Regions from separate parts of the Homo sapiens genome. Here all the other regions are linked to region 1. A link is an interaction called in ENCODE POLR2A ChIA-PET data of the cell type or tissue named here. Cell type or tissue: OCI-LY7. All regions are shown on one strand. Region 1 overlaps SASH3 (SAM and SH3 domain containing 3). Region 2 has its middle 13 kb from the start of BCORL1. Region 3 holds the start of APLN (apelin).

Region 1 (8,000 bases):
GAAGTTCATGCTCCTCTTGCTCAGAAAAGGCCAGCGCCATCTTCTCAGGGCCAGGGCTGTCCAGGCTGTAGTCTGGAGATGTCGGGGAGGCAGAGCCCTCCTCCAGAGTGTCTGCCTGCAGGGAGGGTAGGCGGGAAGCTTTAAGGAGCCTTGCTGGGGTGTGCATGAAGCTGAAGAAATGGGCCTGGGCTTAGTGAAGAGCTAGGGGCTGGCTCAAACCCCAACTCTACCACTTATAGGCTGAATGGCACTCTCTGAGCCCTAGTTTCTTCCCCTTTTGTAAAAATGAGAGTGACAGTCCTTGCCCTGGTTACCTCACAGAAACAGGTTCAACCAGGGCACCATGTGGATGTGCTTTTGTCAGCCTCAAGTGCCGATGTACATACAGAAAAGACCACGGTGGCACAACCTGGACTCAACCATTGCTACCGCACAACTGGGCAGACAATGTCGCTAGAGAGGAAACTACTTTTGCCTGTGTTTCTGTGTGCCAGGCCTGCCTGCCATTTCACTGAATCCTTACAGTGACACTTGAAGGTAAGTGGTATTGTTGGCCTGAGTTTACAAATGAGGAGTAAGGCCCAAGGGTTACTTACTCCTCATCTGTAAACTCAGGCCAAGGGAATTCAGGTTCAAGTCCCAAGGCAACCCACAACCAAGCCAGACTCCAGAGCTCCCCCTACCTCACCACACCTCAGTGAGGTGATAACTGTTTAACAGCTGGCCCTGATGAGTTGCCAATTCCTGTGTTGTAAACACTCCCCTCCACGGCCAATGTCAAGCTACCATTTTGACATCACTGGACGTGTTGTCTGAAATGAGGGTGAGGCTATTGCCACCATGAAGATGCTATGGATGCACGTAACCTCAGCAGCATTGATAAGAGTAAAAGGTAGTACAAGAATTAGGAAGTGATGAGTTTTGAAGATTTACTGTATTACCTTTGTTCGTTTTTACAAAATTTTATTTTTTTAAATTTATTTATTTAGAGACAGAGTCTCCCTATGTTGCCCAGGCTGGACTCTTACTGGGCTCAAGCAATCATCTTGCCTCGTCCTCCTGAGTAGCTGGGATTATAGGTGTACACCACCATGCCCAGTTTACCTTTTTAAAAAAATATAATTAACTGAATTGTAAGTTTCTTTAATTTGATTTTTAATAATGGTTGTGTTTAACAACTGGCTTGCACAATTTTTGACAGTTTGACCAACTGCTCTTGTGAGCTGGTATAAGCCCAGTACGAGCCAACTCCAGCACACCACTGCCTCAGTGGCTCCTTTTAGAGCCATGGCAACCCAAACCCACTGTGTGATTTAAGCTTCTTGGGTCATGCCTGCCCCACAGCTGCCTGTGCCAACTTTCCTCCCTGGGCTGAAGCCAGCCTTCTCTGTTTTCTCTCTTTTTTTTTCTTTTTTTTGAGACGGAGTTTTGCTCTTGTCACCCAGACCAGAGTGCAGTGGTGTGATCTTGGCTCACTGAAACCTCCACCTCCCGGGTTCAAGCAATTCTCCTGCCTTAGCCTCCCGAGTATCTGGGATTACAGGCACCTGCCACCACGCCTGGCTAATTTGTTTTGGTATTTTTAGTAGAGACGGGATTTTGCCATGTTGGCCAGGCTGGTCTCGAACTCCTGACCTCAGGTGATCCACCTGCCTTGGCCTCTCAAAGTGCTGGGATTACAGGTGTGAGCCACTGTGCCCAATCTGTTTTCTCTCATAGGGATTCTATGAGAGAAAATAGGCCTTCCCAATCCCGGGGAAGTTCCAAAGCAAAGCTTTGAGGTGGATGGATTGCCTCAGGCCATTTCATCTTTCTCAAGCTGCCCCTGTCCCAGGCCCGCCTCCTCAAGAAGCATCCCTTGCCCAGACTTTTCTTTTTTTTTTTTTTCTCTTTCTTTCTTTCTTTCTTTCTTTCTTTCTTTCTTTCTTTCTTTCTTTCTTTCTTTTTTTTTTTGAGACAGAGTCTTGCTCTGTTGCCCAGGCTGGAGTGCAGTGGCACGATCTTGGCACACTGTAACCTCTGTCTCCTAAGTTCAAGCAATTCTCCTGCCTCAGTCTCTGAGTAGCTGGAATTACAGGCATGTGCCACCACGCCTGGCTAATTTTTGTATTTTTAGTAGAGATGGGGTTTTGCCATGTTGGCCAGGCTGGTCTCAAACTCCTGACCTCAAGTGATCGGCCCCAGTCTCCCAAAGTGCTGGGATTATAGGCAGGAGCCACCATGTCCAGCCCTGTTGCCCAGACTTTCATCCCTTCTCAAACTCCACCCCTTCCCCCGCCAGCCTCCTGCCCCGTCAAGATTGCCTGGCTGCCTGTCCGTGGCTGCAAGTGAGTTTCCCCTCCCATGTGACCTTCCTTCTTGCATCAAATAGGGCCTTCCGGCCTGAGTAGTGGCTATTGAGGTGGTCATGCTCACATTCTGCCAGAGCGGTCCCCAGGCCCCCTGGACACCCCATCCCCTATATCTGCAGGCCTCACCATCTCTTCTGACAGGGCCTTCACCATCATCTTGCCCATCTTCCTGTTCATGGTTCGGGAAATCACTGCCCTCCACTTCTTCCCCAGCTTTTTGCCACTCTTCCCAGCATCTTCTGGGGTGGGGACACCTGAGTCATCTTCTGGAATCTGTGACAACAAAAGAGGCGATCCAGGGACCCTGGTGGTCCTGCCTAGGTCCGGGACTTGAGGCAAAAGAGGCCTTGGGGTCACAGCAGAAGCTGGAGGGGGTGGAACTGAGAGGCCCCCATCCCCTCCCCTCTTAACCCCAGCCATGTCCTTAGCCCTATAAATTTATAAATAGTTTGCTATTTAATGTATAATTGAAAGGAATGCAGGGGAGTGCTTGGTGTGGGGAGAGGTGGACCCTCTGTGTTAAAGGGGGCTTCGCCCCAACAATTCTATCTCCTCTTCACCCTCTTCCCTCCCACCCCCACCCCCCTGCCCAGGGCCTGCAGCCAGATCCCACAAGGATGCCCTGAAACTCACGTTATCATCCAGATTAAACTCCTTCTCGCTCACCACGGGGGAGCTGGGTTTGGATTTGGCAAAATCCTTGAAGCTGCTGGAGCGCTGAAGGGAGAGCTGGAAAAAGGGTGGGTGTTGCAATCAGTGGGCTAAATGGCTGCCCGAGGGCCCACATACTCGCCTCCCCCCACCACACAATACCCACAGCCCAGAGCTGACAGAGCCACATTGCCATGGGAGCCCCAGGCTAATGGGTGACGCACCTCGATGTTCTTGGGGCTACCTGGTTTCATTCCATTCTTCACCCCAGCCCTGGCCACAGACCAAGTTCCTGACCTCAAGAGCTTCACACCTCAATCGGGCCTCAGACTTAGCCTGAAATTCCACCAGTTCCTCAAGTTTGGTCCCCAGAATCCTGGAGTGAAAGACTACATGAGTCAGAGTAAATGTGTATCTACTACTAGAGACATACCTCAGCATCCATGAGCACATCGCCCAGTGTGTAACTGAGCAAATCCCTCCCAAAACCCGTGGCTCTGGCCTCCATGTCCTGGGTGTACTCTGAGCCAGGTCCCCAGTCACAGTGATAGGAACAAACACACTGGGGTCTCCAGCCTGATGAATTTGTGTCCCAAGAAGAGCAAGACAATCTGACTAGAAGCCAGCAAGACCTGGCATGACACTTTCTGGAAAAGCACAGTAGAGGCTTATTCACAGAAGGGGCCCACAGATTTAGGACATACGTGATTGGGGCTAATTTGGTAGAAGAAAGACACCATTTTCTTTTTCTTCTCAGCTTTTAATCTTAGCCACTAATGTGATGAGCTGGCAATAGTGACGTTTGCCAGTGTTTGGACTTTTAGGCATGACCTATTATTGTTTGTGGTCTGTGTTGATGAGATGTTTTTCAGGATATGAGCTTTATTTTATTATTATTATTTTTTGTATTTTTAGTGGAGACGGGGTTTCACCATGTTGGTCAGGCTGGTCTCGAACTCCTGACCTCAGGTGATCTGCCCACCTCGGCCTCCCAAAGTGCTGGGATTACAGGTGTGAGCCACCATGCCCGGCTGAGCTTGCCTTTTTTTTTTTTTTCTGAGATGGAGTCTCGCCCTGTCACCCAGGCTGGAGTGCAGTGGCGAGATCTCTGCTCACTGCAAGCTCTGCCTCCCAGGTTCATGCCATTCTCCTGCCTCAGCCTCCTGAGTAGCTGGGACTACAGGTGCCTGCCACCAGGCCCGGCTAATTTTTTGTATTTTCAGTAGAGACGAGGCTTCACCATGTTAGCCAGGATGGCCTTGATCTCCTGACCTCGCGATCTGCCGCCTCAGCCTCCCAAAGTGCTGGGATTACAGGCGTGAGCCACCGAGCCCAGTCTAGTGAGCTTTCTTAAATATATATGCATGCACATGCAAGGTAGCAGCCAGAAACCAGGGCAAGGCAGGTAAGGGGGACAGGCCCTCGACACAAGAAGTTAAGGCTGAGCCTGTATCAAGATAAACAGTCAAGACCAGAAGATACACACAGGAACCAGGGTTCACAGATGGCCAGACAGATAGAGTGGGATAGACTGCAGACACCCGAGATAAGGGCTTGAGGAACTGAAGCCCCAAACCCACACAACGTTGAAGGTTTCACATCCTCTTTCCTACTAAAGGGGTTGTGTGTGTCCAGTGACAAACTCCCAGGGCAGGGGCAATATCACCTGTCCCCCACCAACACACACACAAATAATTGGCCCCAACTCCTGGGGACTGCAGTGTAGCAGTTTAGTACTCTTGATGGGTCTTGACCAAAGCCAAGTCAGCAATTGGGGGTCAGGGGTCACACATTCCTAAAAGTCACAGCAAGGTAGTTGATGAGAAACTAGGTCAGTGGTCAGGCCAAGCAGACGCTAGCACGATTGGGGCCTGATGGGTGGGGTGCCTGCAGCCTCTGTCAGAAAGCCTCCTCTGTGTTGCCCTGGGGAGCTGAAAAGGGGGCCATAGGTGGGTGTGGGGGAGGGGAAGCATGACCACAGGGTGACCACTCTGGTTCACCTGCATCTCCTCCATCTTCCTTTCTTGGTTGTCCCCTCCCACTATTCTTTCCTCTTTTTCTCCCTTTCTTTCCCCTTCTCTCCTCCACCTTCCATTTATTTCCTCCTCTTGTATGGCTAGGATGCAGCTGCCTGGATAACTTCCTCCTCTTATTGCATGGAAAAGAGGGAACGGAGAGAGGGTGGGCATCGGGCTGGCCTGGGCCCAAGGAGGGCAGGCTGGGCTGCTATTTATAGGCCGATGGGGCCTATTGTGGCCTTCTCTCCACCAACCCTCAGCCTGATCTGCAGACCAGGAGGCTAAGAGTCGCCCCTGAAACCCTGGGGACTGGTGAGGCTGGAAAGCAAGCAGGAGGGCAGGCATGGGGCCGGAAGTCGGCTTTGTTGGGGAAGAGTAAATTCACTGCCTGCCTGCCCTCTAATTGCAGCTCTTTCCCAAGGCCTTTTCCTGTCATTAATCTGCAGTCTGGGGGCTGGGAGGAAAGGCCTTTGGCTCCCAGACCCTTGTGCGAGGGTCCCTCTGTCTCAGTTTTAGTCCAAAGTGGGAGGAGATAATCACAAAGGACTATAGAGATGGTGCTGGGTCTTGGGCCCAGTTGGCTACTCTCAGCCCAGGGAGATGGAAAGGACAAACACATGTTCTTTGGGTGATCGAGTTTCAGGGCCCTCCAGGGTGGCATTTTGCCAAGCCTACCTCCAACCTCAGGGACAGCCCCAAGTATCTTGACCGCCTTTCAGAGAGAGGTGACCCCCATTCAGGGTTGAGTTGAAATTCTTGAGCCTGGCTGGCTTTTCTGCTGGCTTCCCTTTGGAGTGAGGACTTCCTGGGAGTCGTGCCTGACGGGGGAGGTGGTACCATACACTGTTGGCCCCCTTTTCACTTCATGGCTCAGGGGAATGTGTGGGCCTCTTGGAAAGAGCTACATTTCAAATGTATATTACATTTGAAATATACTAAATATATTGTTGAGTATATATGTATTGTATATTACATTTGAAATATATATTGAAATATATATTGTTGAGTATATATGTATTGTATTGTATATATGTATTGTATTGTATATTACATTTGAAATATACATTGAGTATACTCAACAATATATATTTCAATATATATTTCAAATGTAATATACAATACATTTGAAATGTAGGGCCACCAAAGAGTATATATACACCATATGGTTCCCCCTGTATAATTATAGTTCAAAGCCTGGCAGAACTCACCTATGCTATTGTAAGTCAGGATAGTGGTTACTGTGGGAGAAAGGGGGCATGTAGTGACAGGCAGGGGCATGAGGGAAGCTTTCTCAGAAGTTCAACTCTGGATTTGTGACCTCCGGCAAGTTATCGAACCTCTCTGAAGCCCACTTCACATCAGGGCAAGTGTTCCCATCTTGGTTCTGCCACTGATTGTGTAAACTGGGTATGTTTCTTAACTTCTCTAGGTTTCTGTTTCCTCATTAGTGGAATGAAGACAAAAGCACCGACCTCATCTGGCTGTTGTGAGGATGAAATGAGCGAGTACGCCTACAGTGCTTGGAACATTGTCTGACACGGCAGTCCCTTGTGGAATGTAGGTTTATGCTTACTCTTTCCTACACCCCACCTCCAGCCTCTTACCCTGGGCATTTCCCCACCTGGAATACTCTGCCCTTCTCTCTGTCAGCCGTAGTTTCTCACCCTTCCAATTTAAGTGGAAAACCCGCAAATGCCCATCATCTGTAGAATGGATAAATTAATTGTGGCAGAGTCACACAAAAGAATAGTACCCAGGTAGGAGACAGTACAACTGTTCCCAACAGTATGGATGAGTGTCACAAACATATGGTTGAGTAAAGGGGCTGGCCACCAAAGAGTATATATACACGATATGGTTCCCCCTGTAAGTTCAAAGCCTGGCAGAGCTCACCTGTGCTGTTGGAAGTCAGGATAGCGGTTGCCCTGGGGGAAGGGGGGGGTGTAGTAACTGGCAGGGGCATGAGGGAAGCTTCTAGACTTCTGAGAGTGTTGTTTCTTGATCTAAGTGCTGTCTACATGGGGATGTTCACATTATAGAAACTCATTCGGTGGCGCAATTATGATTTATCCACTTCTCTGTATGGATATTATACTTCTATGGAAAGATTTTTCAATTCCAGCTTAAAAGGCAGCATCCATGCAGAAACCATGCCCTGATCAATCTCTCAGAGGTCCACACTGCCCCAGCCAGCATCCTCTTCCCTTACTTCCTGAGCAAACTTGGCTTTCCCCAGTGGTCTCCTGAGCTACCCCCTCTGCTCCTTCAGGGTATCAGGCATATACTGAGCACCCTGTGAGCTCTAGGCCCTACCTCTGTGTGTGTGAGAATCCAGCAATGAGGGTCTAAACTCCTCCCGCATGCCCGTGTCCTGCCAAGCACTTCCTGTGTGCCAGCTCACTCCAGCCTCATCGCAGCCCCGCATCATATTCGCACCTCGAAGCAGAGGAGACCAAGATGCGAAATGAAGTGCCCTAGGCAGGGTGGCGCAGCTGGTCTTAGGAAGAGCAAGCCTCCAAACCCAGGTCTATGACTCTGGAAACCCAAGTATGTTGCTGTGCTCGTGCTACCTCAGAGCTCATGCTGTTGCCCCGCCCCACCAGTGTAGAAGTTAGCAGTGGATTGAGTGTAGTGGTGATGGCATGCAGGTGGTTTTTGAACAGAGCTCCTAGGAAAGCAGGTGGGAGTGCAGAGGGGGAAGGGCTCTGGCGGGGCTTTGTGGAGGAGGTATATCTGAGCTGGGCCATGCAGGGGAGGCAGGATTTCTCCAGGTGGAGCTCGGAAGGGTTTGAACAAGAATGAAAGTTAGAGACGTTGAGAGCCTGATGATGGGATGGTGGGTGGGGGAGTAGAAAAGGCTATGGAAGGCTCTTGCCCGCCAGGCCAAGGGCATGTATCCTGTGGGCAGTGAGGAGCCACTGAAAATACAAAGTGCATGCTGGCAGGGTGTGGGGGTCATACTAGAGGTGTGCTGTAGGAA
Region 2 (8,000 bases), 180 kb before region 1:
CAAACCAACCACCCACAGACACCCCAGTGTAGCCATCTTGTCTCTTAGAATTTGTAAATATCTGGACAGCAAGGGCCACGTTTTCCTGTGTCCTCCACGTGGCCCAGCATAGAGCTTCCAGCATTAACAGCAGAGAGTAAGCACATAGTGTCACGAGCTATAGATAACTCAGTAAAGATACCATTCTTATTTCGGCTTTCTCTCTCTCTCTCTCTCTCTCTCTCTCTCTCTCTCTCTGTGTATGTGTGTGTGGTATGTGTGTGTGTGTGATGTGTGTTTATATGTATTCTTGTGTGTCTGTTCTTGCTCATTAAACTGCAAGAGCTCCACAGGAATTGTCCATTTTGTGCTGAAAGTTAAAAGATGATTTAAAAACAAGGTAAAACCTGGGATTTGGATTTTTTTTCTTTTCTTTACAATCTAGGTAATGAATGTTCTGCCTTTAGCACACATTCAGTCTATACTCTTACCAAATTTTCTCAAACTTTAATGTACATCACAATCACCCAGGACAGCTCCTTAAAATTTACATTCCAAGACACTGTCCCACTTAGGGTTTTATTGAATAGGTTGGGGTGGTGCCTCGTACTTTGCATTTCAAACAGTCTCTACAGTAAATTCTAGAACCAGTGGGTTCTGGGACTACATCTTGAAGGACATTAAGCACTTTTTTCCTTTTCGTCTTTACCATAGATCCCCAAACGTTTCACTACCGAGGGTTTTTATTATTTCTTTCCCTTCATGGACCCCATTTGACACAGTTATATGTCACTTAGTATGTGCCAGACACTGATCAAAGGATTTTACAAATATTAGCTTATTTAATACTCATAACAACCCCATAATGTAGATACTATATCTTTCCCCTTTTATAAATGAAGAAATTCAGGTACAGAGAGATTCAGTGACTTGCCCAAGCTTGTCCAACTAGCACATTTTTAGTCAGTTGAAGTCAAATTCATATGAAATTAACTGCCGGGTGCAGTGGCTCACACCTGTAATCCCAGCACTTTGGGAGGCCGAGGCGGGCAGATCACAAGGTCAGGAGTTTGAGACCAGCCTGGCCAATATGGTGAAACCCTGTCCCTACTAAAAATACAAAAATTAGCTGGGCGTGGCAGCAGGTGCCTGTAGTCCCAGCTACTACTCGGGAGGCTGAGGTAGGAGAATCACTTGAACCCAGGAGGCGGAGATTGCAGTGAGCCGAGATCGTGCCACCGCACTCCAGCCTGGGCAAGAGATTGAGACTGCTTCTCAAAAAAAAAAAAAAAAAAAAAAAAAAACACTTTAAGGTGTAAAATTCACTGGTATTTAGTACATTCCCAGTGCTGTACAACCACTACCTCTCTAGTTCCAAATTGTTTTCATCACCCCAAAATGAAACTCCCTACCTGTCAAGCACTTGCTCCTTGTTTCCCCCTCCCCTCAACCTCTGGCAATTAGCTATCTTCTTTCTGTTTCTGTGGATTTACCTATTCTGGATATTTCATTTACATGGAATCATAGGCCAGGCACAGTGGCTCAAGCCTGTAATGCCAGCATTTTGGGAAGCCAAGACAGGAGGATCACTTCAGGCCAGGAGTCCAAGACCAGCCTGGGCCATATAGCAAGACTCCACCTCTTTCCTTAAAGAACTAAAAGTAGAACTACCATTTGATCCAGCAATCCCACTACTGAATATCTACCCAGAGGAAAAGAAGTCATACTAGCTGGGCCCAGTGGCTCATGCCTGTACTCCCAGCACTTTGGGAGGCTGAGGCGGGTGGATCACGAGGTAAGGAGTTCAAGACCAGCCTGGCAACATAGTGAAACCCCCATCTCTATTAAAAATACAAAAGTTAGCTGAGCATGGTGGCACATGCCTGTAATCCTAGCTATTCAGGAGGCTGAGGCAGGAGAATCGCTTGAACCCAGGAGGCGGAGCTTGCAGTGAGCTGAGATCATGCCACTGCACTCCAGCCTGGGTGAGAGACTCCATCTCAAAAAAAAAAAAAAAAAAAAAAAGCCAGGCGCGGTGGCTCACGCCTGTAATCCCAGCACTTTGGGAGGCCGAGGCGGGCAGATCACGAGGTCAGGAGATCGAGACCATCCTGGCTAACATGGTGAAAACCCGTCTCTATTAAAAATACAAAAAATTAGCCGGGCGTGGTGGCGGGAGCTTGTAGTCCCAGCTACTCGGGAGGCTGAGGCAGGAGAATGGCGTGAACCCGGGAGGCGGAGGTTGCAGTGAGCCGAGATTACGCCACTGCACTCCAGCCTGGGAGACAGAGCAAGACTCCATCTCAAAAAAAAAAAAAAAATACGTAAAAGATACTTGCACAGGCATGTTTATAGCAACACAATTCGAAATTGCATAAATACAGAACCAGCCCAAATGCCCATCAATCAATGAGTGGATAAGGAAATTGTGATATATATATGTATATATATACTGGGTACAGTGGCTCACACCTGTAATCCCAGCAATTTGGGAGGCCGAGGCAGGCAGATCACTTGAGGCCAGCAGTTCGAGACCAGCCTTGCCAATATGGCAAAACCCCGTGTCTACTAAAAATACAAAAATTAGCCAGATGTGGTGGCACATGCCTGTAATCCACAGCTACTCAAGAGGCTAGGTCACGAGAATCGCTTGATCCTTGGAGGCAGAGCTTGCAGTGAGCTGAGATCGCACCACTGCACTCCAGCCTGAGTAACAGAGCAAGACTGTCTAAAAAAAAAAAAACATTGTGAATGTGTATCTATATATATACATACACACACAATGGAATACTACTCAGCCATAAAAAGGAACAAAATAACGGCATTTGCAGCAACCTGGATGGAACTGGAGAGCATTATTCTAAGTGAAGTAACTCAGGAATGGAAAACCAAACATCATATGTTCTCACTCAAGTGGGAGCTAAGCTATGAGGATGCAAAGGCATAAGAATGATACAAAGGACTTTTGGGTCTCGGGAAAGGGTGGGAGGGAGGTGAGGGATAAAAGACTACACATTGGCCGGGTGTGGTGGCTTATGCCTGTAATCCCAGCACTTTGGGAGAGGTGGGCTGATCACTTGAGATCAAGAGTGGAGACCAGCCTGGGCAACATGGTGAAACCCTGTCTCTACTAAAAATACAAAAATAAGCCAGGTGTGGTGGCGTGTGCCTGTAGTCTTAGCTACTAGGGAGGCTAAGGCAGGAGAATCACTTGAACCCAGGAGATGGAGGTTGCAGTGAGCTGAGATCGCACCACTGCACTCCAGCCTGGGTGACAGAGTGAGACTATCTCAAAAAACAAACAAACAAACAAAACAAAAAAAACTACACATTGGGTACAGCATCTCGGGGGAAAGGGTGGGATGGAGGTGAGAAATAAAAGACTACACATTGGGTACAGTGTACACTGCTTGGGTGATGGGTGCACCAAAATCTCAGAAATCACCACTAAAGAACTTATTCATGTAATCAAACACCACCTGTTTCCCAAAAATCTATTGAAATAAAAACAAATTAATTTTAAAATAGAATTTTAAAAAGGACTCCATCTCTATATTTAATTTTTTAAATTAAAAAGAATAATAGGGCCAGGCGCGGTGGCTCACGCCTGTAATCCCAGCACTTTGGGAGGCTGAGATGGGTGAATCACTTGAGGTCAGGAGTTCAAGACCAGCCTGACCAACATGGTGAAACCCTGTCTCTACTAAAAATACAAAATTATCTGGGCGTGGTGGCACATGCCTGTATTCCCAACTACTTGGGAGGCTGAGGCAGGAGAATCACTTGAACCTGGGAAGTGGAGGTTGCAGTGAGCCAAAATTGCACGATTGCACTCTAGCCTGGGCAACAAGAGCGAAACTCTGTCTCAAAACAAAAAAAAAAAAAGAGAGAAAAGTTAAATGGAATCATATAATATGTGGTCTTTTGTATCTGGCTTCTTGTGCATGTTTTTGAGTTTCCTCCATGTTATAGCACATATCAGTACTTTTTTCCTTTATATAGCTGAATAATATTCCATTGTATGGATATACCACAATTTGTTTATGCATTCCCACCTAGTAAGATTTTTTTTTTTTTTTTAAGAAACGGAGTTTCACTATGCTGCCCAGGTTGGTCTCAAACTCCTGGGCTCAAGTGCTCTCCTTCTTTGGCCTCCCAAAGTGTTAGGATTACAGGTATGAGCTGCCACACCTGGCCAATAGCTAGTAAATTTGAAGTCAGGATTAGAATCCAGAAAGTTGACCAGGTGTGTGGCTCATGCCTGTAATCCTAACACGTTGGAAGACCAAGGCAGGCAGATCCCTTGAACTCAGGAGTTCAAGACCAGCCTGGCCAACGTGGTGAAACCCTGTCTCTAAAAAAACAAATACAAAAATTAGCTTGGTGTGGTGGCGTGTGCCTGTAGTACCAGCTACTTGGGGTACTGAGGCAGGAGAATTGCTTGAACTCAGGAGGTTGAGGCTGCAGTGAACCATGATCATGCCGCTGCACTCGAGCCTGGGTGACAAAGTGAGACCCTGTCTCCAAAAAAAAGAAAACCCATAAAGTCTGGCTTCAGAGTCTGTGCTCCTATCCCCTCCGTGTCCCAAATACTTATCTACTTAAACAGGATATATTTCCAAGTAATGCTTAATTTGTCAGTTAAAAATTTATAAGATACATATAAAACTGCATCAGAACATTAGATCAGCCTGAGCTAGCCACATTGAAGTCATATAATCTCAGCCAAAGCCAAAAATCACTTGATGTTGTCATTAACCTGTGAGGCTTCATCCAGGTTCATGTATGGTTTCACTAGACTATAAAATACCAAACATAATTCATAGACTTTCCTACAGACTTTTATGGGTTGGATCCCAGTTTGGGATCCATTGATTGCAAATCCCTGCCAGACACTCACTCAACAAAGAGAGATTCCATCAAGTTGCTCAGTAGACTCTACTGACAATCCAGAAAGTGAGCACACGCATGTTAGATTTTTCACACCAACCATCTAAACAAAAAAAAAATGATTTGGAGGTTAACCTTTAGTAAATTAGAAAATTCCGGCCTGGCAGGGTGGCTCATGCCTGTAATCCTAGCACTTTGGGAGGCGGCCGTGGGAAGACTGCTTGAGAGTGGAGCCCTTCAGAGTTCAAGACAAGCCTGGGCAACATAGAGAGACCCTGTATCTAATCGTGGTGGCCCATGCCTGTAGTCCTAGCTACTCAGCAGGCAGAGGTGGGAGGATCATTGAGCTCAGGAGTTTCAGGCTGCAGTGAGCTATGAACGCATCACTGCACTCCAGCCTGAGTGACAGAGTGACAGAATGAGACCTTGTCACTAAAAGAAAAAAAATTTTTTGTTTAATTGAAAAATTCCATCCAGGCTGGACGCGGTGGCTCACGTCTGTAATCCCAGCACTTTGGGAGGCCAAGGCAGGTGGATCACCTGAGCTCAGGAGTTCGAGATCAGCCTGGCCAACATGGTGAAACCATCTCTCTACTAAAAATACAAAAACATTAGCTGGGCGTGGTGGCGGGTGCCTGTAATCCCAGCTACTTGGGAGGGTGAGGCAGGAGAATTGCTTGAACCCAGGAGGCGGAGGTTGCAGTGAGCGAGATTGTACCACTGCACTCCAGCCTGGGCAACAGAGCAAGACTCCATCTCACAAAACAAAACAAAACAAAACAGATTTCATCCAGGTGCAGTGGCTCATGCCTGTAATCCCAACACTTTGAGAGGCTGAGGCAGGAGGATCTCTAGAGTCCAGGAGTTGAAGACTAGCCTGGGCAATATGGCAAAATCCTGTCTCTACTAAAAATACAAAAATTAGCCGGGCATTGTTGCATGTGCCTGTAGTCTCAGCTACCCTGGGAAGCTGAGGTGGGAGGATCGCTTGAGCCTGGGAGGATAAGACTGCAGCGAGCTGTGATCACACCACTACACTCCAGCCTGGGTGACAAAGCGAGACCCCATCTCAAAAAAAAAAAAAAAAAACAAATATAAGAAAATTCCAAAATCTGGTATGTCATTCTGCCTGAGTATTCTAGCTAGCTAGAATTTCACCACTAAAGCTGGGCACGGTGGCTCAAGCCTGTAATCCCAGGACTTTGGGAGGCTGAGGCGGGTGGATTGCCTGAGCTCAGGAGTTCGAGACCAGCCTGGGCAACATGGCGCAACCCCGTCTCTACTAAAAATACAAAAAATTAGCCGGGCATGGTGGCAGGCACCTGTAATCCCAGCTACTCGAGAGGCTGAGGCACAAGAATTGCTTGAACCCAGGAGGCAGAAGTTGCAGTGAGCCGAGATCGCACTACTGCACTCCAGCCCGGGCAACAGAGCAAAACTCTGTCTCAAATAATAATAATAATTTCACCACTAAGGATGCACATGGCTATGTCTTGGGGGCCAAAAATAGAGCCCCTTAACTGCCCCCAAAAAATGTGACAGCCTGTGCTGGACTTACCAGAGAGGCCTTCCAGACCTGAAGCTGAGGTGAAAATGCTGTCTCAACACAAGGCCGATTGCATGATTTTATCTCCTGAATTTTCAAAGGTGTGGACAAAAAGCAACCTAAACAGGCTTGCATTTCCTCTGGAGTTTTGTGATACCCACAGCCCATGGCTGAGAGCCCCATTTGATGTTCTGAGTGTTGCCCTCTCCAAAAGGGTCCCTTGTTGCTCCATCAGAGACCGAATAACCAGGCTGGATTCAAAACCATTAGCCCTGCCTTCGCTTAGTAGAATAAAATGAACATCAAGGCGAGCCTTGAAGGGGGAAAGATGCCACGAAACCTGTGGCTGGAGAGGTGAGGGGTGAATGAGGAGCAGTGAAGGCTTCTTCATCTCTGTAGTGCCAGGACCTAGCAGAAAGCCTGGCACCAATAGGAAAGCGTTCAGTATGTGTTTGTTGACTGAATGTCTGACTGAAAGAGAGCCTTCTTCTTGGTCTGGAGGTCATCATGGAGGCGTTGTAGAGCTGCTCTGTGGGGACAGAGAATGGAGGGAAGTTGGCATGGGTCTGGAGTGTCCTGCCAGGACCTACACAGACCATGTTTTTCTCTGCCTGAAAATTTCTCCCAGGCGAAGTTCTCAGCGCCTGCAAGTCTCAAAAGTAGATTCCTCCAAGCTCACTGTGTACTTTATTGGAATAAACTCAACTCAGGGAAACTTAACAGTGGCATAGTGTTGTGGGGAGAATCCAACGAGAGCACCTATATAAAAGCATATTGAGGCCGGGCGCGGTGGCTCACGCCTGTAATCCCAGCACTTTGGGAAGCCAAGGACGGTAGATCAGGAGGTCAGGAGTTCGAGACCAACCTGGCCAATATGGTGAAACCCCGTCTCCACTAAAAAAATACAAAAATTAGCCGGGTGTGGTGGCGTGCGCCTGTAGTCCCAGCTACTCGGGAGACTGAGGCAGAAGAATCGCTTGAACCCAGAGGCAGAAGTTGCAGTGAGCTGAGATCGTGCCACTGCACTCCAGCCTGGGAGACAGAGCAAGGGTCCGTCTCAAAAAAAAAAAAAAAAAAAAAAAGCATATTGAAAAAGATAGAGGGGCAGGGAATTCTTGATAACTCACCAATATCGGCTTTGTGTGGTCTAAGTGACCCTTTGTATGTGCCATTTGGCCAGGTAGGTTTCTATGTACAGATCCTAACCCTGAACATGCACACGCACGACAGGCACTCCCACACAAACACATTTTATAATGCAGTAGACTCCTGCGTGCCAAAACCCATATAACTACAATCTTCAAAGAATCGGAATGCTTTTTTTTGCAATACAATGCAATAATCCCTTACATTTGTATGGGGCTTTGCGGGTCACAAAGTGCTTCCCCATCCATGACCCCATTTGTTTGTTGATTGATGTTCAGAACGGTTCCAAGGCTTTGCAGGATCCTGAAGGCCCTTGAAAAGACTCAAATAGCAATAATCTGTGGTGTGAATGGCCTTGGCTGTGTGCTGAGCCTCTGAACACCAAGCCTCTAGTTGTGACAGAGACATCCAGGGGTACAGTGACCTGCTGCCACAGACT
Region 3 (8,000 bases), 130 kb after region 1:
AGCCCCAAATGCAGCAACATTTCCAGAAATTTTACAGCTACTTGCTGCCTCAGGGCAGGAGAGTGTGGACAGTTTCATGTACCTCCTTCCCATCTCCAGAGAAATACCTTGAAACAGTGGTCCCCACATTTTTGGCATCAGGGATTGGTTTCATGAAAGACAACTTTTCCATGGACTAGGGTTAGGAGGGATGGTTTCAGGATGACTCAAGTGCATTATATTTATTGTGCACTTTATTTCTATTTTTTTTTTGTAATATATAATGAAATAATGCTACAACTCACCACAATGTAGAATCAGTGGGAGCCCTGAGTTTGTTTTCCTACAACTAGATGGTCCCATCTGGGGGTGATGAGAGACAGTGACAGATCATCAGGCATTAGATTCTCATAAAGAACATGCAACCTAGATCCCTCACACATGCAGTTTACAATAGGGTTCGTGCTCCTATGACAATGTAACGCCACTGCTGATCTGACAGAAGGTGGAGCTCAGGTGGTAATGGGAGCAATGGAGAGCGGCTGTAAATACAGATGATGCTTCGCTGGCCCATCTGCTGCTCACCTCCTGCTGTGAGGCCTGGTTCCTAATAGAACAGGGAGCCATAGTGGTCCATGGCCCAGGGATTGGAGACTTATGCCTTAAAACATTTATCCTGCTGATATTCATTCAATAGTATCCTGAACAAAAGACAGCACAGTGTTGGGCCGACAGTTGCTCACCTGACAGGCAGTTATGAAGTATCAATTATGTGCCAGGCATTGTGCTAGGTGCTATCACAGCAGTGACCTTAAAGTCTGGCAAATAGATACAGATATTCGAAAACTGGTCATTTCAATCTGATATTAAGATATCTGGGAGCCTACAAGGGGTTCAGAGTGGGCAATCAGAGCTGCGTTCCTTGCCTCATGGGCCTTGACCCCTGAATGGATATGGTGGTGATGGGTCCTCTCTGCAGAATTACAGCAGGCCCGTAGAGCACAGTGTGCAGATGCAAAAGTGTTCCTGATGCACTGTGAGAGGACCTACCAATGACAGGTACAGCCATAGCTGTTATGGAGAGGGCAAAGTCACTGTGGGCAAGGGTGTCCTGAGAAAGAAAGATGAAATCTTGGATCTGGGACTACGAAAACAGATGTGGCCAGGCATGGTGACTCACACTTGTAATCCCAGCACTTTGGGAGGCCGAGATGGGAGGATTGCTTGAGACCAGGAGTTTAAGACCAGCCTGAGAAACATAGTAAGACTCAGTCTCTACAAAAAATATAAATAAATTTAAAAATTAGCCTGGTATGGTGGTGCATGTCTGTAGTCCCAGCTACTTGGGAGGCTGAGGTGGGAGGATCACTTGAGCCTAGAAGTTTGAGCCTGCATTGGGCTGTGATTGCACTACTGCACTTCAGCCTAGGGTAACAGAGCAAGACCCTGCCTCTAAAAAAAAATGGATGTAATTTGGTTAAATGAAGAGAAGGATTCAATTAAAAAATGATTCTCCCAAGTGTCAGATCTTTAAATCTTACTCTAAACGCATGCCTTCAGCTTGGCTTGAATTTCTATTGGTTTGCTTTTATGCTTTTTTTCCCCTCACCTTGTACATTTTGAAGGCTAGGTAGGGTGGGAAAATGGATTATAGAAAAAAGAAGAATGAATGAATGCTCTAACCAATAGAACTTTCTGCAGTGATTGAAGATTCTATTCTGTGCTGTCCAATACAGTAGCCACTAGCCACATATAGGCAATTGAAGCGTGGCCAGTGGAACTGAGGAACTGAATTTTAAACTTCATTGGAAATATGATTAGTGGCTATTGTATTAGAAAGCGCTATGTGTTCCAACCACTTAGCAATATGCCATACACACCCTAGTAAAGGTGCAATTAAATATGAAGGCTTCTATTAACCTAGTTATGGGGGACACTTATTTGGGTGTGCATGGGCTTGCCCAATCAAGGATTGGAGCACCAAGTTTCCTAAAAACAACCCTGCAAGAGCTTATTCTTAATTTGCACGGTACCTTCAGGCACATTATCTCACTTAATCCCATAACAACTTTGAAGTGGGTAGAGCAGAGATTATCACCTCCATGAACCCCAGTAAGTTTAGGTGATGATGGCAAGGCCCTACAGCAAATGAGGGTGGAGACTAGAAGCCAGGTGTTTCTCCTCCTGGTTAGAAAATGCTTTCCATCCAGGCGTGGTGGCTAACGCCTGTAATCCCAACACTTTGGGAGGCCGAGGCGGGTGGATCATCTGAGGTCAGGAGTTCGAGACCAGCCTGACCAACCTGGTGAAACCCCGTCTCTACTAAAAATACAAAATTAGTCGGGCATGGTGGCGCATGCCTGTAATCCCAGCTACTCAGGAGGCTGAGGCAGGAGAATCGCTTGAACCTGGGAGGCGGAGGTTGCAGTGAGCTGAGATAGGGTATTGCACTCCAGCTTGAGCGACAGAGCAAAACTCGGTCTCAAAAAAAAAAAAAAAAAAAAGAAGAAAGAAAGAAAAAAGAAAAAAAGAAAAAGAAAAGAGAAAGAAAGCAAACTCTTTCCAGGGGAACAGTGAAGGGAGAATGGTCTCCTGCTACCCATGTCTGCTACTCATATCCTGGGTCTCAAGGATGAAGAGGGGTGCCATGCTTCACATGCTTTTTTTTTTTACTTGAGTGTGGTTAATGGGCCATAGGCTATTAATGAGAACCTTATCTTATTCCCTTCCTGCTACCTGAATTTAGGCAGTAAAGATGTTTTTGAAAATTTCATTTATATATTCAAAATTATGTATTGAGTACCAGTCATGTCGCAGGTACTGTTCTAGGTCTGGGGACACAGCTGTGAACAAAGCAAAGATCCCTCCCTTGTGGAGGTAACCCTTCTGGTGGAGAGAGACTGATAATAAATACATTGTGTATATATAGGATTTTTGCAACATTTCAAAGATATTTTAAATATGCCATGGTCTCTCATGTCTTTTATGGCACACACGCACCCTGTCCAATGTATCTTTTGTGTAAATCTGGACTTAACACTTCAAGCAAACTGCCTGGCTTGCTGAAAGGTGGAGACACCTTTCGATTCAGTCTTTTAATATGTGTTGAGTGCCACCTATGTGCAGAGCAAGATATTGGGGACTTTGGAGAGATCCAGAAGAGTGAGAAGACAGTATCCTACCTTAGGGGGTTCCCAGTCCAATGAGGGAAGCAGCCCCATGCCTTGGGAGCTCCCAAGCTATAGAAGCAGCTAACAATCGAGTCTGGAAAGGCAAACAACTTCAGGACCCGCTTCTAAAGCGGAATCGCAAGTACACGCAAAATGAATCCAGCCTTGACTGTGTGGAGTTGGGTAAACCACCTGCCTCTTACGTTGATGGGGAACTAGAATGAGGACAGCTCCAGGGAACAAGAAAGGGTAGACCATAGGAGCTGTCCCATGTCCCAACAGTGGGGAGGAGCTGATGGGCGGCCCCTGCTGGATTAGTGTTATCCTGAGAAGGCTTCTGGATGCGATGGGATTTGAGGTGCTGCTGCAAAGAATGAATTGCTCACGGAAGGGTGGGGTGGGGGCATTCCAGGTAGAGGGTGCCTCCTGGGGGATGCAGGGAACATGAGGGGCCTGGGCAATTAATCAAGCCTTGGGCACAAGCCTAGGCAGTCACCCCCAATTCAAAGCCAGTTGAAAATGCAGAGGAGAGAGGAGGGCCAGTGTTTGGTTGTCTTGACCAAACCCTTGAAGCTGGCCAGCGGCAAGGGCAAGGACCAGGGTCAGAGGTAGAGGGCGTGAGTGAAGGCAACCCAGACTGAGTCCTTCCCTAAGCGCCCAGGTTTCCTGACAGCTGTTAAGGAAGCAAGGTGAGAAAGGGTTAAGTGTGCCCCTCCACCGCCCCAAATGCTTCCTGTGTTTGAAATCCTTCAGGTCTCTGCAAACCCTCTGGCCCCCGGCCAGGCGGGCATTGTCCGGGGAGCGGTTGTAGGTTGTCAGAGAGGCCGCGCAGCCTTTGTTGTGGGGCCACCTCGGGGTTCCCTCTCGCGCTCACGCTCGGGCTGGGGCTGCAGAGTGCGTGCCTGGAGGGGGGCGGTGCGGGAGGCTCGCTCCCTCTCCCTCTTCCTGCCCCCCCTCTAGCCCTCCCGATGACCACATGACCAAGTGGGCTCGCGGCCAAGCCACAAGCTACAAAATGCAGCCCCTGGAGTGAGCGGGGAGCATTCTCTCTGGCAGCCGGGGTCACGGGCAGTTGCAGCCGCGGCCGAGCAGCCAGCCGCTAAGAAAGAGCTCGCCGCTGCCGCTCCCGGAGCCGCCGAGGCCAGCTTCGCGGCGCTGCCCCGCGGCGGGAGAGGAGGCTGCAGAAGAGCGGAGGCGGCCAGCGGGAGCGGCGGGGCTCAGCGCGCACACTCAGCGGCCGGGGAGCCTCCCGAGCTCTGCGCCCGCACGCGCCAGCCGCGGCTCGCGCCTTTCTTGGCCTCCGGGCGCCCGACCTCTCCTCCCCCGCGCCGGCTCGCCGGGGCCGCGGCGGCCCAAGGAGCAGCATGAATCTGCGGCTCTGCGTGCAGGCGCTCCTGCTGCTCTGGCTCTCCTTGACCGCGGTGTGTGGAGGTGAGTGCGCGCCCTCCCGCTCGCCCGGGCTGCAGCCGGCGTGCTCCTTTCCCTCCGCCCTATTCGCACTCTCCCCGCCTCCCGGGGAGCCCGGCGCGAGCCGTGCAGTAGCAGCCACGCGCCGGCCAGCGCCAGGCAGCAGATTGACAGAGCGCCCCGAGCCATGGGGCGGCTGGCCACAAGGACTGCTTCTTTTGCGGGGCTCAACTCGGCCTTTGGCATCACCTGCCCGTCACCTTGTCCCTCCTAACCGTCGCTCGCAGTCCCAGGAGCTCAGGACCACAGGTGTGCGCCGCGTGTCCCACGCCCTGCACCCCGCGTGGTAGAGGTGGAGGCGGGGGACATGCCCGCTCCCTCGTGGATCGATGGAAGGAACTGACCAGAGTCGAGTGGGCTGGGCTCCCATGTTGAACGTCTTCTGGTCCCTGAAGGCTGGGAGCCTCCCGCCAGTCCAGGGGCGCGGGAAACCGGGGATGATGTGCCAACATGCAGACGTGACACTTGTTGCATAGGCAGGAGTGCGCGGAGGGGGTGGCGGCATGGAGCCCAGCTGTTGCTCCTTTCGGCCTGCATGTGTGAGCAGAGGCAGCCTCCCCCAGGCAGGGCCGGGCCCAGCCGGGCTGGGCTGGTCTTCTCCTCCCTAACCCCAAGGTCCTGGCTGGTCTCCTCCCCTGCACAGGATGCCCTCCCCATAGCCTCCATCCCACCCCCAGAGACTTGGTTCTCTTACATCCTGGCTCCAGCCTTCCTTTCTGTCCCAGGCACGGACATGCTTCACTTTAGTCTCCCTGCCGCTAGGCACCAAAGGAGGAAGCACAGCACCTGACCCGACCCCTCCCTGCAGCTCAGGAAAGGGGAGTCCTTTTGCCCTCACCTGCCAATACTTGGCACTAGTGCCCATGTCCGCCCCTAGCCTGGTCCCCAACCACGCCCCAGCAGCCCCATCCCAGGCTGCCTGTCCTCTGTGTCAATGTCTCCTGGGGCTGCCAGCTCCCACCTCCAGCTGCCACAGTCCTATGATCTGGCTGTCATTGCTGCCTGCCTGGCACCACACAAGGGGAAGGCCAAGACCAGGTGGACTAACGCCAGGACCATGGCTGGAGTCACAGGGAGGTGGGAGCAGAAAGAAGGAGAAGGCAGGGCAGTGAGTTTCCTGGGGCAAGGGCACAGGGCCCTAAGTGGTTCCAAACCCTCCAGAACAGGAGGATGGCATGCAGCCCAGGAGCCTCCGAGGGGCCCAGCCAGCTCTGCCTGCCTCTCATCGCAGGCCACCTCCTTTCTCTGCTCTTGCTTTTTGGCCCTGCTGTGGCTCTGGGAACACTGCCTGGCTTCTCAGAAAGGTGCAGTGGTTGGGGCTGGCACCTCCTGCCTCCAGGTAGCTGGCCGGTGATTTCTCTATTCAAGACCTGAACACGAAGTGAGCCACCACCACAGTAAGAAGTGGGTAGGCTTTTTCCACAGAAACTCCTGTCAGGCAGGTAACAGAGGGAGCAAAAGATACGAATGTAAGATACGAATGATACACCATACCAGCCTATCCTCAGGGAGCCTACCATCTGGTGTCATTGGCAAGGCATGACACTTGCACAATACCACCACAGGCAAATAGTCCAGGGTGGTGCCTTCAGGGAAGAAGAAGACTGGGTGCAGAGAGTGTTCCAGAGGAAGGTAGGGCTCCTGGATCTGCACACTTGGTGCTCCCCCCAGAGGCTGTGGGGAGACCCCTGGCCAATAGACAACCACTCAGACCCTCCTGGGTCCCAGCCATTGGGACAGTACTAGCAAAGGGGAGAGAGCTGGTTTCAAGGGAAGGGAAGTCAGCCAGGATGCCCGAACACCATGTGGCTGGTCCAGAGCCTGCCACTTCGTGCTTTAATTCCCCCGTCTTCATTAGGTCATCTGTCCACTGTGATTTGGATAAATTCGTTGCCCTCACATTTTGCTCAAGCCTCGTGCTGGAAACTTTCAGGGCTCTCACTGACTTCTCTACTCCCTGACTTCTCCTGGAGCCAAGGAAGGGCATGTCCCTGGAAGTGGCCACCAGCCAAGGGTCCAGGTACACATGTCCTGCTCCCGCTGGCTCCTGTCCTGGGTTAGAAGCAGGAATCCCAGAACCACTTTGTCCTTGGCCCGGACTGGCATGCTGTCCCCAGCCAGAGTCCCCAGTCAAAGTTCCAGCCTGAAAACCACACTTCCTCCTCTCCACAGTCTGTCCTGACTTGAAATGTCCACCCCCGACCCCTCTCCACGCTGCCTCTCATCACCCCGCTACCACCACGTACACTCCTCCACTGCCTCCTGACCTGGGATACACTTTGCTCTTGTGAGTCTGAGAACTCCTGGTCCAGGGCCAAGTGTCCCTCGGTCTCTGAGCACCCCTCTTTTTCCCCTTCTCCTCCCCCTCCGCAGGCCCAGCTCAAAGCCTGCAGTCACAGTGGGAGTGTGAGGAGAGCCTACTGTACCCCTCCTGCTCAGGGAAGGGCATCTCTACTCCATCCCCAGTCCTCAGCACTAAGCACCCGTGTAACCTGAGCCAGGCCTCTCCTCGCAAAGAACTAAGGCAAGGGAAGCAGAGGGCCACCAGACAGAGCATGATGTATCCCAGGGCAGCAAAGCTGGCACTGGAGACAGCACAGGGCCCTGGAGAAGGCGACTGGGATGGGGGGCTGGGCAGACAAAGAGACACATGCAGGACCACAGAGCAGTGGAGGGGCATTGCCAGCAGGGTCCCCACCGGAGCATACGTTTGGGCTTTTAAAGTCATCACAAGACAGGCCAGACTGAGAGAGGAAAAACAGGTGCGTCATTCCTGATGAGACTGGCATGTTCCTGAAAAGTCGCAAGTACCTCTTTGTGCATTGGCAGGGTTGGAGTTCAGATAGCATGAAAGTCAAATCCTGTCCTCCCCCTGACTGTGGTTCTCAGCGTGGAGATGTTGTAGCTTCGTGGCTGATGGCACTTCAGCAGGCAATGGCTCCAATCTCTCTAGGCTCGAGATTGTTTGGAGGATTGCTCCAGCCTCCTTTTACGTAGCAAATGAGCTGGAAGAAAATATTTAAGTGCATTAGGGCTGGCCTCCATTTCTAAAGGGGAATTCTTTTTTACAGTCAAGACTTCTGCAGTGATGAGAATCAACAGCCTCTAATTTGTTCCTTTGGACAGCATAAAGCCAGGGTTTCAGATGTCAGCTTATCTGATGGTGAGCCAGACTCAGAATCAAAAGTAGGAAACAGGTGGGTGACGGGCTCAGAGTGCGGGAGGAGCCAGCAGATCTCGGTGATGCTGAGGACAATGAGTCCCCAACGCAATGGGAGGGATGCAAGAAGCCTGGGGCTGCTCTCCAGGGCCCGGCTGGGGGTTCAGTCAGCTCAGAGTGGTTCTTCTCTGCAGACCTAGAGTCTAGACATCTTCCTGGCCAGA

What was found. ChIA-PET counts read pairs that join two places held together with the same protein. Peaks named below come from ENCODE experiments on the same cell type or tissue, not always from the same donor. Only the 100,000 strongest peaks of a DNase experiment are listed, where the experiment ranks them.
Region 2: POLR2A ChIA-PET joins it to region 1 with 9 read pairs; 2 of 35 experiments call an interaction of 5 or more read pairs at or near these places.
Region 3: POLR2A ChIA-PET joins it to region 1 with 5 read pairs; 3 of 35 experiments call an interaction of 5 or more read pairs at or near these places.

The regions. Positions count from the first base shown.
Region 1 is chrX:129,783,055-129,791,054 of GRCh38, reverse strand. It overlaps SASH3 (SAM and SH3 domain containing 3), which reads right to left. Exons shown (of 8, transcript NM_018990.4): 2 at 2,985-3,080; 3 at 2,478-2,624; 4 at 1-115. Among named protein-coding and RNA genes, the nearest start is that of SASH3, 7.1 kb to the right of the region's middle. RefSeq lists an enhancer at 5,562-5,651. In OCI-LY7, a CTCF peak has its summit at 711; a DNase peak (open chromatin) is centred at 4,554; H3K4me3 peaks cover 3,684 bases; H3K27ac peaks cover 4,662 bases.
Region 2 is chrX:129,965,148-129,973,147 of GRCh38, reverse strand. No RefSeq gene overlaps it. Among named protein-coding and RNA genes, the nearest start is that of BCORL1, 13 kb to the left of the region's middle. In OCI-LY7, no CTCF peak of the experiment used is centred here; no DNase peak of the experiment used is centred here.
Region 3 is chrX:129,651,144-129,659,143 of GRCh38, reverse strand. It overlaps APLN (apelin), which reads left to right and starts at 4,188. Exons shown (of 3, transcript NM_017413.5): 1 at 4,188-4,580. The coding sequence starts at 4,514. RefSeq lists enhancers at 3,005-3,064, 3,075-3,164, 4,857-4,916 and silencers at 4,347-4,426, 4,517-4,566. In OCI-LY7, a CTCF peak has its summit at 3,085; a DNase peak (open chromatin) is centred at 3,073.